2 separate regions of the Homo sapiens genome follow, and region 1 is linked to region 2. A link is a loop called in an ENCODE intact Hi-C map of the cell type or tissue named here. Cell type or tissue: heart right ventricle. All regions are shown on one strand.

The links. Hi-C counts contacts between places; a loop is a spot of excess contacts. Peaks named below come from ENCODE experiments on the same cell type or tissue, not always from the same donor. Only the 100,000 strongest peaks of a DNase experiment are listed, where the experiment ranks them.
Region 1: it touches region 2 in a loop (18-fold over the local background); 19 of 110 quality-filtered maps call a loop at or near these places.

What each region holds. Positions count from the first base shown.
Region 1 is chr7:154,500,272-154,508,271 of GRCh38, forward strand. All of the region lies in intron 3 of DPP6 (dipeptidyl peptidase like 6), which reads left to right. Among named protein-coding and RNA genes, the nearest start is that of PAXIP1-AS2, 420 kb to the right of the region's middle. In heart right ventricle, a CTCF peak has its summit at 3,879 (motif pointing left); no DNase peak of the experiment used is centred here.
Region 2 is chr7:154,068,247-154,076,246 of GRCh38, forward strand. The region is part of intron 1 of DPP6 (dipeptidyl peptidase like 6); the gene reads left to right. Among named protein-coding and RNA genes, the nearest start is that of DPP6, 20 kb to the left of the region's middle. In heart right ventricle, a CTCF peak has its summit at 3,802 (motif pointing right); no DNase peak of the experiment used is centred here; H3K27me3 peaks cover 1,128 bases.

The sequences.
Region 1 (8,000 bases), 430 kb after region 2:
CATTCTAAAAAACATTGAATTGCACACTGTAAAATAGTTAAAATGATGACTTTTGTTATGGGAATTTTGTCTAAGAGAAATACATCCCAGTTGGCACCATTTCTATAAAAAGGAATAGTGAGAGATAAAGCTTATAATATGGTTTCGCTGTGTCACTACCCAAATCTCATTTTGAATGGTAATTCCCACAATTTCCATGTGTTGTGGCAGGAACCTGGTGGGAGGTGACTGAATTATGGGGGCGGATCTTTCCTGCGTTGTTCTCCTGATAGCGAATGAGTCTCATGAGATCTGATGGTTTTAAAAAGGGGAGTTTCCTTGCACCAGTTCTGTTCTCTTGACCGCTGCCATATGAGACATGCCTTTTACCTTCCACCAGGATTGTGAGGCCTCCCCAGCCACGTGGAACTGTAAGTCCAATAAACCTCTTTCTTTTGTCAACTGCGCAGTCTTGGGTATGTCTTTATCAGCAGCCTGAAAATGGACTAATACAGTAAATTGGTACCAGTAGAGTGGGGCACTGCTGAAAAGATCCCTGAAAATGTGGAAATGACTTTGGAACTGGGTAACAGGCAGAGGTTGGAACAGTTTGGAGAGCTCAGAAGAAGGAAAATGTGGGAAAGTTTGGAACTTCCTAGAGACTTGTTGAATGTTGAATGGCTTTTCCCAAAATGCTGATAGTGCTATGGACAATGAAATCCAGGCTGAGGTGGTCTCAGACAGAGATGAGAAACTAGTTGGGAACTGCAGCAAAGATGACTTTTGTTATGTTTTAGCAATGAGACTGGTGGCATTTTGCCCCTGCCCTAGAGATTTGTGGAACTTTGAACTTGAGAGAGATGATTTAGGTTATCTGCTTGAAGAGATTTCTAAGTAGCAAGGCATTCAAGAGGTGACCTGGGTGCTATTAAAGGCATTCAGTTTTATAAGGGAAGCAGAGCATGAAAGTTTGGACAATTTGCAGTCTGACAACATGATAGAAAAAAAAAATCCCATTTTCTGAGGTGAAATTCAAGCCAGCTGCAGACATTTGCATAAGTAATGAGGAGTAAAATGTTAATTCCCAAGATCCTGGGGAAAAATGTCTCCAGGCCATGTCAGAGTCATCACAGCAGCCCCTCTCATCACAGACCTGGAAGCCTAGGAGGACAAAGTGGTTTGGTGGACTGGGCCCAGGGTTCATGTGCTGTGTGCAGCCTAGGGACTTGGTGCCCTGTGTCCCAGTGACTCCAGCTGTGGCTGAAATGGCCCAAGTTAGAGTTTGGGCTGTAGCTTCAGAGGGTGCAAGCCCCAAGTCTTGGCTGCTTCCACATGGTATTGAGCCTGTGGGTGCACAGAAGTCAAGAATTGGGGTTTGGGAACCTCTGCCTAGATTTCAGAAGATGTATGGAAACACCTGGATGCCCAGGCAGAAGTTTGCTGCAGGGGTGGGGCCCTCATGGAGAACCTCTGCTAGGGCAGTGTGGAAGGAAAATGTGGGGTTGGAGCCCCGACACAGAATCCCTACTGGGGCACTGCCTAGCGGAGCTATAAGAAGAGGGCCACTGTTCTCCAGACCCCAGAATGGTAGATCCCTTGAAAGCTTGCACCACACATGTTTGAAAAGCTACAGACACTCAAGGCCAGTCCATGAAAGCAGCCTGAAGGGAGGCTGTCCCCTGCAGAGCCACAGGAGTGGAGCTGCCCAAAACCATAAGAACCCACCTCTTGCATCAACATGACCGAAATGTGAGACATGGAGTCAAAAAAGATCATTTTGGAGCTTTAAGATTTTACTGCCCTGCTAGATTTTGGACTTGCATGGGTCCTGTAGCCCCTTGGTTTTGGCCAATTTCTCACATTTGGAATGGCCGTATTTACCCAATGCCTGTACCCCCATTGTATTTAGGAAGTAACTAACTTGCTTTTGATTTTACACGCTAATAGACAGAAGGGACTTGCCTTGTCTCATATGAGACATTGGACTGTGGACTTTGGAGTTAATGCTGAAATGAGTTAAGACTTTGGGGGACTGCTGGGAAGGCATGATTGGTTTTGAAATGTGAGCACATGAGATTTGGGAGGGGCTAGGGGTGGAATGATATGATTTGGCTCTGTCCCCACCCAAATCTCATCTTGAATTGTAATTCCCACAATCCCCATGTGTCATGGGAGGAACTTAGTGGGAGGTGATGAATTATGGGGGTGGGTCTTTCCTGCGCTGTTCTAGTGATAGCAAATAAGTCTCATGGGATCTGAGGGTTTTAAAAAGGGGAGTTTCCCTGCACCAGCTCTCTTCTCTTGTCTGCTGCCATGTGAGACGTGCCTTTCACCTTCTGCTGTGACTGTGAGGCCTCCCCAGCCACATGGAACTGTAAGTCCAATAAACCACCTACTTTTTAAAATTGCCCAGTCTCGAGTATGTCTTTATCAGCAGTGTGAAAATGGACTAATACAACTTATGAGTTGAATTTGGGGTGAATTTACATTATATTGAATGTCAGGTAAGGAGACTGAACTCTATTTTGTAGTTCGTAGGAAGGCCAGCCTAGGGAGTTTTCATGGAGGGAAAAGTTAATGGAGACTGCTCTGTTGACAGGATGTAAATAGCAGCTGGGAAGGAAAATGACAACATGCAAAAGAGTCTTTTAAAGACTCTAGTGAAAATGTTTCACATGCCTGTGACTCAGTTCTGATGATGGCTGTGATGCTCATCATCAAAAAACTTGAACTTGTCTTTTAAGGTCTCTATCTGGTCAACAGCAGAATAACGGCTACCATGGACGGTTCTATGTGTGGTCCTGGATTTCCTAAGAATTCTCCTGATCCTTGCTTCCTCTGTTTCTGCTCTAGAAGGGAAAATTGGAGATCAGAGAGTTGAAGCTACACCTTGCAATACAGTACAGCCTTTATTTACACTATTAAAACCCCTTGGCCAAATGGACAAAGTGACAGGCTTAGCCCTTTGTATGTTTGTCCTTATATTTGCTTATTCAACAAGTATTCACAGAGCATCTTCACTTGCCAGGCCAGGTGATTCATAAGGAAACAGAGCCTCAAGGTAAAATCCAAAGAGCATGTGGTTTGAAGCCAATAGACAGGTACTCCAGTCCCAGGTTCCATGCTTACTACCCAATTGATTGCTGCCTCTCAGCCATTCCTTTCTTCACCTACACGATGTACCTGACCAGGCTTTTCTTATGTAACTACTGGAGGCAAGGTGGGCTCTCTTGACTGAAAGCACTCTGGGAACACACAATTTTGGCCACCATAAATGACATTAAAGAATACAACTTTTGCTTTAGAATCTGCGATTATTGTTTGACTTTAGCTAAGTAAGCATTTTGTCAAATCTAACAGCAAAAGCTTCTCAGTAAAGGAGCATTTCAAGAAACCTGTGACCCTCATAGCCACAACATTTAAGATCAGCATCAAATATTTTGTGTAAAGGTTCCACAGATGTTTGATTTTTTGGGGTAAGGAAACTGAGGCTTACAGATGTTTTTGAGACTTAAAGAATTGACACGTCAGTCTCTAAATGAAAAACTGCGATTAAAACCCAATGCTTCTGCATCAGGAGGACTAGCTAATGGTTGCTGGGCTTAATATCTGGGTAATGGGTTGATCTGTGCAGCAAATCACCATGGCACATGTTTACCCATGTAACAAAGCTGCACATCCTGCACATGTACCCTGAAACTTAAAAGTTGATGAAAAAAAACCAATGTTCCTGATTTATAGATAAGTAATAAAAACAACAAAGTATCCTTTTAGCTGAATGATCCCTGCTTGCTAACATTGATGAATTTAGAAATGTGTCTTCAGTTGACCTCTACTCACTATTATTTTTAATTAGTTTTCTTAACAGCCTTAATAGTGTTTAGAGCATTTTATGAAACAGTGCCCTCTAGTGGCTAAGGATACACTTTTAAATTGCAATAACAGGTGCTATTTTTAGCTAGCTGGAGAATTGATGGCGAGGCTGGCATTTAAAGAGATGTATTATCTTGTGGCAGATGTGTATATTGTACATGTGTAGCAAATAAGCATGAAGACAGTTACTGTCTGGCTTGTTAACTAGGTGTATGATTTCTTGATCACCGACCTATTAAATCACTTATTAATATATAATCTTATCGTGAGTGTAAATTTAGCTGCCTGTCATTTATAATAACATTAGCGATGTGACGTATGATCATTTGAGCAAGAGCACTGCTTTCTGCCAAAGCCAAGAGCCTCAATAATTATTTTTAAACTGTAGTTAGGTATGATTTAAAAGAGATGTGAGTACAAGAATAGATAACTCAAGGATCAACGTATGGGACCTAATTTTTATGAAAAATTACTCCTGTCTCATTCTTCTTTTCTTGTCCAACAGATCATTACAACCCAAAAGCTCAATACCATATTCCTCAAAATGCAAATTAAATACTGCCTCTCAAAATAGCCTTTCTTAACTAAAAATATCCAAGTTTATCTTTTACAAATTTAGGCAGTTTTTGGTTAAAAAGACAAAACGGTAATGGAAAATATACAGTATCAGGGTGTTTTTTTTTTTTGCTGTGGAATGCTATTAAAATTACATGTTTTTGAAACTTGTCGTTTGTGGTTTTAAATCCTCAATCATGCATTACCTAATATATGCATATCTGGGTCCATGCAGTCAAAGTTACCATGTTGAAAGAGATTTTGCAGTTTAGGAAAGTAAGGATCATAAATGTTTAGTGAATTAAGCTGACAAAAACTATTCCATTTTGTAATTGCAGAATCAGAACTAGGAGACTGTCTCTTGACTACCTGGAATGTATGATTTACACTTGTGTTCTGGACAGCAGCATCTGGAAAGTCTAAATACTGTAGTCTCTTCAGAGACTTCCAACTCAGATTCCTGGGATTCCAGAGCTGGCAGGATCCCCTGTAGTCTGGCACAGACCTCTCAGCCCATACTAATCCTTGGCTTAATTTTATTCTGAAAGACTTTTTAAAATAAACTTTTTATGTTTTAGAATAGATTTACATATATAGCAAAGTTGCAAAGGTAGTACAGAAAGTTTCCACATGCCCCAAACCCATTTTCCCCTATTATTATCATCTTATATATTATGCAACGTTTGACACAATGAATTAATAGTATTGATATAATGCATCACTGTTAGACAAAATTTATGCTTAATTCAGATTTTCTTAGCTTTCACCTAATGTCCCCTTTATCTCCCAAGGATCCCATCCGGGACACCGCAGTGCATCTCTTTCAGTTCCTCTTGCTGTGACAGCTTCGCAGAAGTTCCTGTTTCTTGATTTGGGTGACCTTGACAAAAGGGTACTTGAGGAACATGGGTCACGTCTTTTATAGAATATTCTTCAATTGCATCATTTCTGTTTTGTTTTGTTTCATTTTCCCTCCTAAGTAGACTGGGTTTATAGGGCTTTGGGAGGAAGACTACAGAAGTAAAATGCCTTTCTCATCACATATCTAAGGAACAGGCTATCAACATGATTTATGGCCATTGGTGTTGACCTTGATCACCTGGCTAAAGTCGTACTTGTCATTTTCTCTACTGTAACTACATTTTTTTACCCCTCTTTCTATACTGTGCTCTTTGGAAGGAAGTCACTATGCATAGCCCTCACTTGGAGTGGAAGGCAATGCTCTTTCTTCTTGAGAGCAGGGTATCTGTAGAAATTACCTGGAATTCTTCCATATGGAAGATTTGTCTACTCTCCCCCATTTATTTATATTTATTTATCTATAAATTATGTATTTATTATTTATTTATTGAATCATTTATTAATATCAGTATAGACTTAGAGATACTTATTTAAGACTGTTGGAAGTCATTGTTTAATTGCCAAGATTTGAAAAAGTTGATTTTGACAATGTTTGCAATCTCATTGCTTTTCTGGAAGAGATTTTTGGAGATCTTAACTCTGCTATTTGGATGTAGCTCCTTTTTTTGTAGGATTTTACACACAGTTTTTTTTTTCTCAGTTTTTGTTGTGTTCAGAATGGCCTGAACTCTGACACAGTTGATATTGGATGATATTCTTATCCCTTTCAATGCTCTCAAGAATTTTCAGTAAAGATTTTTTAAGTTTCACAATTTTTTGTGCTACCAGGAGAAATGTGTCTTTAGAGGGTGACTATTGAATATATAGAAACCCACATTCCTGAGATTTTTTTGTGTTTAATGGTATATTTCATAATAATACAACTATCTTAAAAAGAATCACATTGGCATATTTACTCTGCATTATTCAAATGGCTAATGCTTTGAGAAGGAACATCCTCTTTATAATAAAATGAGTGCTGTCTTGTTTGGCTTATTTAGTATCAAATTAATGTGATACTCAGTGTTTCATTAAGTTCCTCCAAATAACCAATTTTAAAGCAACTTCTTCATTCTTTCATGGATATAATGCTAAAGGCGTAAAAAGATGATGACCCATATTATCTGAAAGAGAAAAACATGATTTCTCCTTTCTCTCTTAAAATTAAGATCTATATTTATGATAGCAAAAGTCAGGTGCTTCTCTCCCCACCTTTTAGAAGCTGCTTAGTGTGATCAGGGGATAACTACAGAGAAGCGCTATCAAACATTTCTTTCTGCACTTTCAGTTAGGAGGATGATGAATGCATACATACACATTTTCCCTTTCTAGTAGCAATAGATTAACACTGTTGGGAATAATTCCCCTAGAAAGTTTTCCGAGAGCCTGGAAATTTCACATCATACTTTTCTAGCCCTGGGTCACTGTGAGTTTGCCAAAGCCTCCAGCAGATAGATAAATTGGTTTCCAAGTGAACAAAGTATATTAGTCAATCTCCTGAGGCATTTTTTCTTTGATGGCCATTGAGTGTGTTAAGCAGCAACTGTATGCCCTTCATAATAAAAAGCACTTTAAGTTGAGTGATGGAAGGCTCTTGATACTTGTGGAATGACAGAGAAGTTTTGAAGAAATGAACATTAGTGCAAGTAGACAATATTTAGAAAGCATAATCAAATAAAGAGTTTTAAGAAACCATAATTTTTTTTTTTACTTTAAGTTCTGGGATAAATGTGCAGAATGTGCATGTTTGTTACATAGGTTTACATGTGCCATAGTGGTTTGCTGCACCCATCAACCCGTCATCTATGTTTTAAGCCCTGCATGCATTAGGCATTTGTCCTAATGCTCTCCCTCCCCTTGCTCCCCGCCCTGATATGCCCCAGTAAGAAACCATAATAAGTTTTAAGTCAAAGTGAGATGGAAAATACAGAGAAGGGTTAGTCTTTGAAGACTTTGGAGAGGTGATTTGAAAATCAGATGTTAAAGGAATGCATGGGCATAAATTAGCAGGACATTCCAAACCAGGGCTTTGATGTGAACATAAGTCAGTTATGTGAGGAAGCAGCAGGCAAGAGCAGGACTGGAGAGGGTTTGATGTCATCTCACCAATCATCCACCCAATAAAGAAATCTCTCAGCAACCCCTGGCCTGTGGTCAGCCAATCTGTGTCTGAATGTATCGATCAAGTAATAATAGTTCAGTGCTCTTAGTGAGGAAGCCAGTGATGATTGTTACATGGCTCTATAATATTAAGATAAAATTTGTCCCCAGAATGTTCTATGCTTGGGTTCAATTATTCCTTTTGGAGCAACTCAGAATCAATCTAATATTTTGGGGAAGTGACAGTTTTTCAGATCTTGGAGGAAGAACTTATTATTAATCTCTCTCCCCCATTCAACTTAATTGAAAGAGTCTCCGATTAGAAATTTGAGAAAAGATGTTCTAGCCCCAACTCTGCTATGTATTATTTGCTTTGTAAGCAAAGAACAGTTAAACTGTCTCAACTATATATAGCGTCTATTTCCCTCTGTTCCTTCCCTATCCAGGGCTTGGCTCTATGAAAAGCAACTCGAACTCTTGCCTTCCAGCTTGGGATACTGCTCCAAGATAGCCCCCCTTTAGTGAACTCCTGTCTCCTATGCAGTTCCATCTTGTTATCTTATACCTGGATTCTCCATCTCTGCCCAGACACT
Region 2 (8,000 bases):
ATTTTGAGGTTATTATTCTATTGTTGATTCTTGGAGTAATAAGAATTGAGAGATTACCCAGAAGCAATGGGCAGTGTAATAAGAGGAGAGGGCTGGAGAACAAGCTGGGTGACTCCCATGTTTACAGGCTTCTGGCCTCAGGGAAGGCCTGGAAAAAAGGATGGGAAGAAGATGCTGTTAGAATCCAGGAGAAAGCTACCTCTAAGAAAGCAAAAAAGGCAGGCTCATAGCAGACAAGTAACCTGAATTGGGAAAGGGCCCAGTGGCCCCGGCCTTGGAGGGCAGCTGGTGTCTGCAGGGAGGGTGGCTTTGGCAGGAGCACAGGTGTGGTTGAGGCTGAGGTGACCAAAGTCGGATTAACACGAACCCGAGGCACGTAGCACAGGGGGATGAGTGTGGGGGTTTCTTCCGGGCTGCTGCACAGGCCCTCCTCTTCCCAGACAGCAGCTGCTGAGTGTCAGGTGGGGGGATAAAGGCCAGAAGCAGAGATGCCGCTAAGCCCACAAACAGGTGCCCACGGGATCAGCCTCGGCGCCCGGGCGGGTCTTAGGTCTGAAGGACACTTGGAGACTAGATGTTAACTGTTGGAAATTTAGTAAACTGGGCCACCAGAGGCTTAATTCACTGCTTTAAAGTCTGATGATTGGAAATTAACCTATGAGAATTGTCAGATTACATTGAGGTTTGATCTCCCGTGCACTTACACAAATGCACACAGACACAGACACAGACACAGGCATGCACACACCTCTTTTATGAGACAGATAAAAACCCAGCCACAAAGATGTCAATGCCACACATCTAAGAGCCTGTCCCATAAGTAATGCACAGGGCTCCAGCCCCCGTGGGAGGAAGATAATTGGACTGTAAAATAGTGAAGGGCACGGCTGGGTCAAGAGAGAGTCCCCTAAAACCAAATTCCAGATGATTTCCATATTCTGAATGGAAAGCCTGCATAATCATTATTTTTAAAACATATCGACTTAGAAATAAAATATAGAAGTCAAAAAATCAATTAAGAGGACTAATTCAATGAAGAGTGTTTTCTGGTGGCTATTTTTCTTTTTATTAAAGTTTTTAATTTTTTTATTTTTTGGGCACCTAGTATATATTTATGGGGTACATAAGATGTTTTGATACAAGCATGCTCTAGTGACTACTTTTCAAGAGTTAAACTGTGGACTCCAGAGTCTGAAAATAAAGTATAATTTTTGAGAATGTTCAAATTATAGTTTTAAAAGTCTTTGGCCCATTATTTATATTTTTTATTCTTATTTGGAATTAAGCACAGTATTTTGTTTTTTCAAAAATTTAAACCTGACTGAGAGCTAGGTTGTCATGGACCATTGGTTATTTATCTTCTTTTGATGATACTTCATTTAATAACAAATCAGTGTTCCTGTGTCTGATAGAGTTAGATGAATTAATCAAGTCAGTGTTTATTCCTCCTTCAAGTGGCATCTTCTTAAAGGTAGCTTTGCAAAATGCCCAATTATTTGGACAACTTAAAAAAAGAACTATGGGGCCGTGCGCAGTGGCTCACGTCCCTAATCCCAGCACTTTGGGAGGCCGAGGCGGGCGGATCACGAGGTTAGGAGATTTCAGGCCATCTTGGCTAACACAGTGAAACCCCGTCTCTACTAAAAATGCGAAAAATTAGCCGGGTGTGATGGTGGGCGCCTGTAGTCCCAGCTACTCGGGAGGCTGAGGCAGGAGAATGGCGTGAACCCGGGAGGCGGAGTTTGCAGTGAGCCGAGATTGTGCCACTGCACTCCAGTCTGGGCAATAGAGCGAGACTCCGTCTCAAAACAAAACACAACAGTTTCTCATATGCAATGATCCCCACACCGAGGTATCAGGTAATTGTGGACTGTGCCGTTCACTGTGTACTATCAGGAATTTAGGTAAGGCAGCAAAAGAGAAGAAAGTTTCCCTAGAGCTCCATACCGAGGTATCAGGTAATTGTGGACTGTGTCGTTCACTGTGTACAGAGATTGGCAGGGTGTGAGTGGCAGAAAGAGCTTCTTAGGCAGTCAGACCACCTGGCTCTGAATCCTGGCTCGGTCACAAATTAATTATATGGAAGAAAACCTTAAGCCTCGGTTTGATTTTCTCCTTTAAAAAGTGAGACAAATAAATGCATTTATTTCTCAGAAGATAGTTGTGATGCATCTATTATTTTATGACATTTTTGTTCATTTTTAAAAGGTCCTGACAAATTTTAAGTGTTTTATGTGATCAGTTAGATGACATGCTAATAGGCAAAAGGCTTGCCTCTAATATACATGCTGTCAAATTTTCCATCAGCTTCTATATTTGCTTCTCTAAGATTTTTTTTTCCTGAATGACATAATTAATTAATGAGGTCATGCAAAATTCTTAAGGAAAATAGCTAAGTCAGTTTCCTTCATTAAAATCCACTGTAAACAAAGACGGCCCTCTGTTTAATGCTTAGTTTAACAGAAAATTTAAATTAGCACAGATAATTCTTCACATCATTTGGTTAATTGAAGGTATGGGAAACTGTATTTGTAGTGTTCACTCAAACCATTCCCAATAAGTGAATTACCCATGGGCCAAACTCTGGAAATTGCCAGATGAACTGTATTATATAAAGATAGTATGGCATGAATAGCTGTTCTTTCATATTGCCTTTAATCCATCCTCTTTGAAATAATAGAGGCCTGAGATACATCAGTGTTATTGAGCAGGAACGCTTGAATATAAAACCAATCAAGACAACATATAGTATGAAATAGTAGCTTATCATGTATGTGCATGCATGCTATTTTATTTGTTTTTTGCTGATAAAGGTGGAATGATGTTATGATGAATTTCACCATGAAAGACTGAAATAGAGCAAACAAAACGTCTCAATCAGGGTTTGCCAGGGTTATTCCTAATGAGTTATTCATACTGGTTGTATTTTTTTGACCATTGGGATTTATTTATCTGAGGGCTGCTGGAAAAAGGAGAAAGGGAAGCTACGTCATTTGCCTTCTGTGTGCCAGGCATTTTCTCTTTCTTTATCCCTGGAATAACCTTGTGTGGGAGGTTTCATTATTCTCATTTTACAAATATGGAAACTAGCTTAGATGAAGAGAGATGGAGTGACCCTCCGAAGGCCTTGCAGTCAGCAAGAGTTCGAAGCGGGGTGAGAATTCACGTGTTTCTGATTTCTAAAGCCGTATTCCTTCCACTGCCCTGGTTCACATGTTAGAATGTCACATCTTTATCCTTCAGACATAGTAGCTCAGTCTGCATCAGACTAAGATGGGGAAAAACTTGATTCCTGGAAATTTCCAAACATACGGAAAAGTGGAGGGAATTAGGCGATAAGCCAGTTGTACCCATGACCCAGCTGTATAATTATCAAGGCTTCGGCAATCTCGTTTCATCCATTTCACTACCACTATGATTTGAAACAAATGCCAGATATCATTTTTCTCCGCTAAAAACATTTTATTATGTTGGATCCTGTTTGTGCCCGTATTTTATACTAAGCCTTCACATAAGTTATGTTCTAGGATGTCTTCAAATGAGAGTAAAAGAGGACACCGTTGTCTTACTGCTGGGGAAAAGAGAGGGGGCTTTCTTCTTTCTTCAACTTCCCTCTGTGATACAAGGGAAAAATGCAGCTAAATTAGTCTAAAATCTCGATCCCTTGAAAACAGAAAAATCAACAGTTTTAAGCAAACAAATACAATCCCCCTAGTAGCTAATCATTTTCATCCACGTGCCTGGTACACATGCTAATGTTGGAGGGAAAAAAACAGGGTGATGTGCTTTTTGAGTGTGGACACCAGAGGGCAGAGTGTACTGATTAGAGTTTCCTGGCATTGCAAAAGTGCAGTGCGGCTTGGGGAGGAAAAGCAGTAGGCTATGAAACATTATTCCTTATGTCAATAGAAGGAAATTATTACATAAGGGAAAACTGGCAAGATGGAAGAGCTTATATCCGCTTGCAGTTCTGTTCATTCCCCCTAAACTCCATATATTATTTCAGGATTTTCATGAGAAAGGCTCTTCTTTGAAGAATCAATTGCTTATCCATGGTGTTAGTTTATATGTTTGTATCATGATAAACATCCTATCCAGAGGTGTGACCTTCCAGACCTTGCTAACAGCATGCTGCTGCTTTGCAAAGCTGCCTGCGCTTTGCTGCTCACCTAAAGGAGGACTTCTCAATAATAGACAGGATTTGATTCCTTTTTGTCATGAGAAAGCTCCCTGATTGTGCATTTGTAATGCATGAATTGCACAGATCTCCCTGCTGAGAGGCTTACATCACAGAGTTGGCTCACTGTTTCCAGTATCATTCTTCCAGCCCAACAGTAAGCACTGGCAGAGAGCAGGTAGCTGCCTACCCTGATATTACGGGACGTCAATAGGCTCTTGCACGCAAGTGTGGTGTTTTTCATTGCACACCAAGGGTTATTAGGCTGTGCTGAGTCAGATGGAAATAAAAATAGCCTGGAACCTGTGCCCGTTTGTTTGGGGGACTTGTCCCAGCACCATGCTAATGAGCCCAAGGGCTTGGGCTTGATGTCCCTGGTGGTTCCATCAGAGCAACATGAAGGAAAGCAACTGTCGGAAGCCACAGGCCCTCACTTAATGTGGTTTGCAGAGTGGTAAGTGATGGCTCTTCCCACGGGTATGGTTGTCTGGCACAGAGAGAGCCGGGGGACCCACACGCTCACGCAGTTCCTGCCAGCAACTGTGAGACATGACGACTGTGACTTAGCAGAATCCAGGGTTCATCCACCCTCCTGTGAGTCCTCCTGCTCCCCGTTTTGCTGCCATCTCGGGCCAATATCTGCAGGTGCAGAGACCCTGGAGTAGCTGCACCTCAGCCTCATGTCCTCTGTGGTCCCTTAATTGCCCAAAAGAAAGAATTTAAATGTAAAGTCGCTCTGTGCAGCGAGCATGTTCCTTCGTGCCCTGGGCGGCCTCTCTGACAGCCCTGACTCTGGTCTGTGACGCTGGGATTGTGGCTGCTTTCAGGCACCGTCATGGCCTTCCATGGTCCTCTGTCTGCCTTTGTCTCCTTCCTTCTGTTTAGGATGCCCTTTAGTGGGGGAACTCCTGGTCCGCCTTCTTCTCTAAATCTGTGCTCTCTACCAAGGATTTTCCAAGCCTGCGCTTCCTCCTGTCGTCTCCTTTGCTCCTCTCCGTGGCTCTGGCTCCTGTTCCGCAGCCCCTGGACCTATATCTGTGATCACACTTAGTGTTTTATACATCAGTTATTCACTTAAGTGTCGGCCGTGCCCACCAGCCCAGAAGACTCAAGGACGAGTACTTTTCTATACTTACCTTTACACAAGATAGGGTCTCAGTACTCATCGCGATTAATACATGAATGAACTTCAGCAAAATAATTGCAATGTGTAAAGGCCAAGATCCAGAATAAAACCTTTCATTTCTTAGCTAAAAATCTCCCCACATCCATTAGTTTTACATCCTTGGCATTAAAGATCCTAAGGAGAAATTGGTATTCCTGTCTGGAAAAACTTGCTGTTACTTAATGTATTTGAAAGTAAGTTATTTTTAAATAAATATGAAACCCCATCTCTACTAAAAATACAAAAAATTAGCTGGGTCTAGTGATGGGTGCCTGTAATCCCAGCTACTCGGGAGGCTGAGGCAGGAGAATTGCTTGAACCTGGGAGGAGGAGGTTGCAGTGAGCTGAGATTGTGCCACTGCACTCCAGCCTGGGCAACAAGAGTGAAACTCTGTCTCTAAAATATATATCTATGTATGTATGTATGTATGTATGTATGTATGTATGTATGTAAGTATCTATCTATATATCTCCATATATACATATAGAGAGAGATATATAGAGATCTATATAGAGATAGAGAGATATATATAGATATCTATATATATCTCTCTATATATGTATATAGATATGTAGCTATATATAGAGAGAAAGAGACCTGGAGAACATATATACTCAACAGGTGCATGTCATAACCTTCGGGGAAATAGGGTGGGAAGGATGAAGATGATATTTTATGTGATCTGTACTGTGTGAGTTGTGAGTTTCTGCATATATTAATTAGTAAAATAGGTAGGAGCAAATATTATGAAAGCATTAAAACACCAAGACTAACCAAGACAATCATGAAGAGGAACATTTCTGTCTAACTAGATGGCAACTTATTATAAAGTCTTAGTAATTCTGATGACTATACCCCACATGGATGCAGAGACAGAATAAGTAAATCAGTGGACCAAACAGAAACAATTGGTCATATTTACACAGTTCTTGTTACCAGCTGGGCTGTTTTAAACAACTTTCCAATATAAATTCATTTAATCTTTGCAGCTGTCCATGAAGTAACGTTTATAGGTCTCCATTTAATGCTTTAAGAAAATAGAAAAAGAAAGGTTAAATTGCTGAAAGAGTCACATAAGAGGAATTGGCATAAGAGACACACCGGCTACTCCCTGGGTGTGAAGCTTTATAGCCACAGCAGGGAGGGGAGTGTCAAGAACCAGGGCAGGGAGGATAAAGACCCCGCTGAGAGTTCCAGCTCAGTTTATGATTGGTATATGCCTTTCATAAGCAAGTCACTATTTTCTTGAAAAGAAATGGAAATCAAGAGATGCATGTGTTGTCAAAGCGGGAGAAAATATTTGCAAACTATGTATCTGACACAGTACTACTATCCAGAATGTACAAGGAACTCAAACAAATCAGCAAGAAAAAAACAAATAATCCCATCAAAAAGTGGGCTAAGGACATGAATAGAAAATTTTAAAAAGAAGGTATACAAATGGCCAACAAACATATGAAAAAATGCTCAACCTCAGTAATGATCAGGGAAATGCAAATTAAAACCACAATGCAATACCACCTTCCTCCTGCACAAATGGCCATAATTAAAAAATCAAAAAATAATAGATGTTGGCATGGATATGGTGAAAAGGGAGCACTTCTACACTGCTTGTAGGAATGTAAACTAGTATAACCACTATGGAAAACAGTGTGGAGATTCCTTAAAGAACTAAAAGTAGATCTACCATTTGATCCAGCCACCCCACTACTGTGTATCTATCTACCCAGCAGAAGATAAGTCATTATATGAAAAAGACACTTGCACGCACGCCTATAGCAGTACAACTCACAATTGCAAAAATATGGAACCAGCCTAAATGTTCATCAACCAAGGAGTAGAGAAAGAAAATGTGGTATATATACACCATGGAATACTACTCAGCCATAAGAAATGAATGAAATAATGGCATTCACAGCAACCTGGACAGAGTTGGAGACCATTATTCTAAGTGAAGTAACTCAAGAATGGAAAACCAAGTATCGTATGTTCTCGCTTTTAAGTGGGAGCTCAGCTATGAGGGTGCAAAGGCATAAGAATGATATAATGGACTTTGGGGACTCGGGGGGAAGGCTGGGAGGGGGATGAAGGATAAAAGATTACACATGGGGTACAGTGTATACTGCACAGGTGATGGGTGAACCGACACCTCAGAAATCACCACTAAAGAACTTACCCATGTAACCCCAAACCACCTGTTCCTCAAAAACTATTGAAATAAACATAAAATAAATTTTTAAAAAAGAGATACATGTGTTGAAATAGACAATAACTCTCAACTGTACCAGAACCTACACCTCCTTATTTTGGCAAATTATTTTAATGCTCCTTTCCTAATTTAAATTAAATTCATAGGTGATAAAATGTATATGCATATACCACTTTAAAAGTTTCAATATATAGGCTAAATAAAGGAATGAACTTATAATCCAGTTATCTGTCCTTCAGCGTGTCACTGCTCAGGTCCTGCTTGCCAGGTGGTCTGCAGCTAGGGCACTGACATCTGTGATGAAGTCAGAAGCTTCTTCCTATGTGTAAAGAGTAAAACTGGGTTTAAAATATTTTTTTTTAAAAAAAAGGCTGGGCGCAGTGCCTCACACCTATAATCCCAGCGCTTTGGGAGGCCAAGGCAGGTGGATCGCCTGAGGTCAGGAGTT